2 separate regions of the Homo sapiens genome follow, and region 1 is linked to region 2. Evidence: read pairs that join two places in POLR2A ChIA-PET (ENCODE). Cell type or tissue: Caco-2. All regions are shown on one strand. Links, peaks and the distances in the headings refer to the core of each region. The heading gives the core; the rest is flanking DNA. Region 1 holds the start of LOC105370871 (a long non-coding RNA gene). Region 2 has its middle 92 kb from the start of PIAS1.

Evidence for each region. ChIA-PET counts read pairs that join two places held together with the same protein. Peaks named below come from ENCODE experiments on the same cell type or tissue, not always from the same donor. Only the 100,000 strongest peaks of a DNase experiment are listed, where the experiment ranks them.
Region 1: POLR2A ChIA-PET joins it to region 2 with 8 read pairs; 2 of 35 experiments call an interaction of 5 or more read pairs at or near these places.

What each region holds. Positions count from the first base shown.
Region 1 is chr15:68,185,440-68,188,357 of GRCh38, reverse strand. PIAS1 (protein inhibitor of activated STAT 1) reads right to left here. Exons shown (of 14, transcript NM_016166.3): 14 at 1-816. The coding sequence ends at 523. LOC105370871 (a long non-coding RNA gene) reads left to right here and starts at 812. Exons shown (of 2, transcript XR_932396.3): 1 at 812-2,918. In Caco-2, for the core only: no CTCF peak of the experiment used is centred there; no DNase peak of the experiment used is centred there.
Region 2 is chr15:67,960,382-67,963,299 of GRCh38, reverse strand. No RefSeq gene overlaps it. Among named protein-coding and RNA genes, the nearest start is that of PIAS1, 92 kb to the left of the region's middle. RefSeq lists enhancers at 154-323, 1,525-1,574. In Caco-2, for the core only: no CTCF peak of the experiment used is centred there; DNase peaks (open chromatin) are centred at 1,169 and 1,279; H3K4me3 peaks cover 232 bases.

The DNA.
Region 1 (2,918 bases), core at 326-2,825, 220 kb before region 2:
TAAGGCTGGATAAAATATGCACACACAAACAGAATCCAAGTCTGTCGTTTTCAGAAAATGGAAATCAAACTATCCCCCGACCCCCTCCCCACAACAAAGAAAAGCCCACGATTGAAAACTTCATACATGCAATTCCTTTTCTGTTATTGCAAATAAAATAATGCCATCGAAGTCAAATAAAACCAAAACCATAGGACAAATAATGAAAAATCTTCAGAATCCAGAAAAAAATGAACTGAAGGTGGTTTGTGGGTGCTTGTTTTTCTTTTTTCTTTTCTTTCCTTTTTTTTTTTAAACAAGTGTTTTATCACACAGGCAGTCTTAGATTTATATACAAAAGTAAAACTGAAAATATAGTTTTGTTCTCTGTACATTTCTTTTAATTTTTTCCCTAAAAAAAGGAAAAAAAACACGCTTGTATACTTTTCTAAACAGAGTAAGGTAAAACAGAGCACAAAGTTCTCTTCTTTCTGCCAAGTTCATTCGATCTGGGGTGGGGATGGGAGCAGCAGGGCCTGGGAATCAGTCCAATGAAATAATGTCTGGTATGATGCCAAAGATGGATGCCGTGTCCGTGCTGCTCCTGTTTGTGACGGTGTGGCTATGGCTTTCCCTTAGGCTGTTGGAAGAAACCAGGCTGCTGTTACTGCCACTACTGCTTCCATTGGTGGTTGGCAGAGAAGTACTGCCTCCTGCACTTAACTGATCAAGAAACATCTGTGAGGAGGTATACGGGAAAAACCGAGACGAGTGTAGGAGGTCTTGATCATCTGAAACTGCTGCTGCTGCAGCGGCAAGCAAGGAGGTGTTGTAATGCTAGGGAGGGGAAACAAAAGACACAAAAATGTTAATTATACTTCCAAATTAATATATTTTCTCCTCAGCGGGACACAGCCCTAAATTTAAGATAGCCTGAGTATCTAGGGTTTCTGAAATATTTACTAAGACATTTTGCAAAATCAAATGGCCTTATGTAAGGACTGGAGCATTGATCTTGAGAAGACATTTTTGTATCTGAAACTGGAGGAAAAACAAAATATAAATTTTATTGTTTTTTGTTTTAGTTTGTATTGCAAGCAATTACCAATTCTATTTCCCAAGAAGCATATGCTCAGAAGCAGCAGGAGGGGCAGACAGTCCATGCTCTTGCTAGTAAGGAGATACTTAGCCAAGAAATCTATCAGTCAATATGACTCACTGCCCTGTTTCTTTATAAAACAGTACTGGAAACCAACAGACACTGTTCTTATTATACACTCAGGCACCACTGAAAGTTAGAATTTTTATTTAAATTTTAAAGCCATAATGATAATGGGTATGATTACTCTAAGTTTTCCAAGGAAATTTATCTTTCTCTTGGCTACACATTATACTTTTAAATACAGTCATGCGTCGCTTAATGACACGGATGTGTTTTGAGAAATGCATCATTAGGCGGTTTTGTGGCTGTGCAAACATCACAGTGTGCTTGCACAAACCTAGACAGTAGAGCCTGCTACACACCTAGGCTGTGTGGTCTGGCCTACTGCTCCCAGGCTACAAACCTGTACAGCATGTTACTGTGCTGAATGCCGTAGGCAACTGTAACACAATGCTAAGTATGTGTATATCTCAACATAGAAAAGGTACAGTAAAAATATGGTATAAAAGATAAAAAAATGATACACCTGTATAGGGCACTTACCATGAATGGAGCCTGCAGTACTGGAAGTTGCTCTGGGTGAGCCAGTGAGTGAATGGTGAGTGAATGTGAGGCTTAGGACATTATTGTACACTACTGTAGACTTTATAAACACTGTACACTATGGCCACACTAAATGTGTTAAAAATATTTTTCTTTCTTCAATAATAAATTAACATTAGCTAACTAATTTTACTTTATAAACTGATTTTTTAAAACTTTGACTCTTGTAACACTTAATTTAAAACACAAGTACATTGTACAGCTGAACAAAAATATTTCCTTCTTTATATCCTTATTCTGTAAGTCTCTATTTTTAACATTTTAAAATATTTTTTACTTTTTAACTTTTTTGTTAAAAATGACACACACAACACATTAGCCTAGGCCTACACAGGGAGGTCAGGGTCATCGATGTCACTGTCTTCCATCTGCACAGCTTGTCCCACTGCATGGTCTTCAGGGAAAATAGCATGCATGGAGCTGTCATTTGCTATGACAACAATCTTCTGGAACACCCACTGAAGGACCTGCCTGAGGCTCTTCTTAAGGAGGTGTCACTCTTTTCAGAAATATGTCCATGGTGTTTGGCTTGGTTTCTTTTTTATCATAGGTTTGCTTGTAAGTAGATAATGTACCATAAACATTCCTCTCTATTAATGAAAACCTTTCATTGTTAGGGCCCATGTTTTTTTTGTTTGTTTTGTTTTTGAGATGGAGTCTCGCTCTGCCACCCAGGTTGGAGTAGAGTGGTGCACGCAATCTCGGCTCACTGCAACCTCCGCCTCCCAGGTTCAAGTGATTCTTCTGCCTCAGCCTCCCGAGTAGCTGGGATTACAGGCGTGTAGCACCACGCCCAGCTAATTTTTGTATTTTTAGTAGAGACGGGGTTTCACCATGTTGGTCAGGCTGGTCTCGAACTCCTGACCTCATGATCTACCCGCTTTGGCCTCCCAAAGTGCTGGGATTATAGGTGTAAGCCACAGCGCCCAGCCAGGGCCCATGTTTTTAAATTTTTTAAGGAGCTTGTTGAGGTCTGCAAAAGCTTCTGCTAAACCTTTCACTGTGAATTTTCTTGGAGGTTCTTCCTTTTTGTCTCCTGCAGTTTCCTTTTCTCTTGCACCTTCTTCAGCTGCGTGTTCCTGTTCCAGTTCCAACAGCTCATTAGTCAATTCCTCAGGAACCACATCTAGGAGCTTCTCAATGTCATCCTCATCTACATCTAGGTTAAAGTTGT
Region 2 (2,918 bases), core at 122-2,621:
AGAAGAAAGAAAGAGAAAGAAAGAAAGAAAAGAAAGAAAGAAAGAAAGAAGAAAGAAAGAAAAAGAAAGAAAGAAAGAAAGAAAGAAAGAAAGAAAGAAAGAAAGAAAAGAAAGAAAGAAAGAAAATAAATCATATTTTTATTCTAAAACTACAGTGGCCCCATTCATCATATGACTCAATACACTCAACTCTCTGGTGAGGGAGTATCTCTCACCAATGAGGGTCCATGGATGACCTTGGACCACGACTTGCCCGTCAACCTGGTTTCTCCTGTGTGGCACACATGGCTGTGGCTAATGAAGGAATATTCTCAAAATCTCTGCATAATTCAGAGATTAGGCTTGAATGTGTATTTCAATCCGCTCATCTTAACCCATAGGTATTGAAATTAACTGAATGAATTGCAAGTTGTTACTTTTGTTTGGTTCGTTTTGTTTGTTTGTTTGTTTGTTTGTTTGAGACAAAGTCTCACTCTGTTGCCCAGGCTGGAGTGCACTGATGTGATCAGGGCTCACTAAAACCTTAACCTCCTGGGCTCAAGCAATCCTTCCACCTCAGCTTCTTGAGTAGCTGGGAGCTGGGACTACAAGCACGCACCGCCATACCTGGCTAATTTTTGTATTTTTTTGTAGAAACAGGGTTTCACCATGTTGCCCAGGCTGATCTCAAACTCCCGGGCTCAAGCGATCCACCTACCTTGGCCTCTCAAAGTGCTGGGATTACAGGCGTGAGCCACCTCACCCGGCCTACAAACATTTTTTTTAAATGAAAAATTAAAGAATAGAATGGAAAAGAATCAGATAATTGGGCTAAGTATTAAGTAAGTACTGTTTGTTGAAACTTCTGTGTCCGTTTGTGTGTATGTGTGGCCATGCACACCTATGAACTGGGTTATGATATAACATGTATTTCTTACTAAGGGTTGCAGTTAAAAAAAAAAAAATTGAAGGCCGTGATCTGGTAACAGCCAGGGATTTTCCAAAGGCCACCTGAGCTGAGCTGAGGCGGGCTAACTGCTCTAGGAAAGCAGTCCTGACTTGGTAGGCGAGACTGAATGATCTTGAGCAATTTGCCTATCCCCTAACAAAGCTGGGACGGTAGCCTGCACTGGGGAGTGGAATCAGGGAGGAGGGAAGATTCTCCAACCGAAAGATAAGGATATTTGATTGGTGGGACAGGTGACCTGATACTTGAATCAAGTCATGAGAGCTTGGCAGACTTCACTAAACACACACACACACACACACACACACACACACACACACACACACCTACACGGATCATTTAAGCACAAGCCAAGGGCCTATCTCAGGCATTTAGCTGTCCCTTGATCCTTTCATTGTATTTTGTCTTTTCTGGTCTACTCTATTCCCCAGGATTATCTGGGGGCTCCAGAAACTCCGCCCTTTTTAAACAAATGACTCATGCAGATTCATTTCAGAACCACAAGTTTTCTGGCTGCCCTGACCCCTCCCTTCTCGCCTGCTCTCCTGGGTCCCAGCTCTTGCTGGCAGCTTCAGCCCTATGCAGACTCAACCCCTTTCTCCCATCCCCCAGCATGGAAGACAGAGATCCCCTATACACAAAGTTAGAAGAGGAGGTTTGGACTCTCCCAACATTTGGAGTAATTGCCACAGCCCTGGGCAAAGGCTGCCAGCTTTGTGGAAGGTGTCTCTGGGGACTTCGCAGCTGGAGATTTGTCCTGTGAAAGAGGCAGAAAAGGAGTTGGAAGTGTTGCCGAGAATGAGGGCAGCTGACATACCTGGGCTACCATTCAGTTTTGCTTACCCAGGATTAAGTGGGGGAAGGTAAATTTGCCTTCTAGTGCTTGGGACTTCAAACCCCTACTCTCATTCAACACTCATTTGCATTCCTTGTCTAGAGTACAGCAAGCCTACAAAGCCAGGACATCAAAAGCCAAAAGAAGGGGGACTTGACCACAGCTGGGGAAGGATGTATTGAGACCCAGTTTTTAAGGACTATTCATGTGCTTTAAAGAGAGTTCCTCAGATGGCAGACTTTCAATCTAGTCCTTATAGCACCCTGGGTGTTACATTATTGCCAACATCTTTGCTTCAAATTGCCTATAAGCCATGACCACAGCCAGAGTCTGTGTACAAGTAGCTTCAGCTCTTTAAGTTTCATATTCTTCACCTGCAAAATGGTTCTAATAATAATATGTATTGCATAGGGAGTGATGAAGATAAAATTAGCTTGTGGAATCACTCTAGTACAGTGCCTAAAGCAAAATAGGCATATAACAGATCGATCAGTTATCACAAATGTCCTTACAATTGTACCATATTTTGTCATTGAGATATTTTAGAAAGTTAGTGAAAAACACATAAAGCAAAACCTCCCATAACTCAACTGTGCTTAGAAAGAAAGAACTATACAAAGTCTCACAAGACCCCACTTTCCACTTCTCAGATTAAACTGCTGTTAACCATTTGCTCTGTATTTATCCCTGCATACCTACCCATAAATCACTATTTCTTCATACTTTAAAAAAAGTGTAGAAATTGATTCATGCTGTTTATCCAATTTTTCAACAGGCTTTTTACACTTAATATACGATGAACATCTTTGTAGGTTAGTGTCTGTAGAGCCACCTCATTCTTTTTATCTACTGCCTAGGTTAACCATGCACCATGCATGGTTTATTTAAACATTCCCTTATTAACATTTCAGTTTTCCATTTTTGCTATTATATCCCAGAGCTACAATGAAAATCTCATCCATGTATCTTTATGCATGTGCATGAGTTTTTCTGTATGCCAGATTTCTAGAAGTAGATCTGCTGGATCACTGAGTAGGGCACATGGTAATGTTAATTGACATGGCCAAACTCTATTCCAAAAGGTTGTGTGATGTACCCTCCACTAACTATATCAATGCAGCCATTTTCTTACTCTTA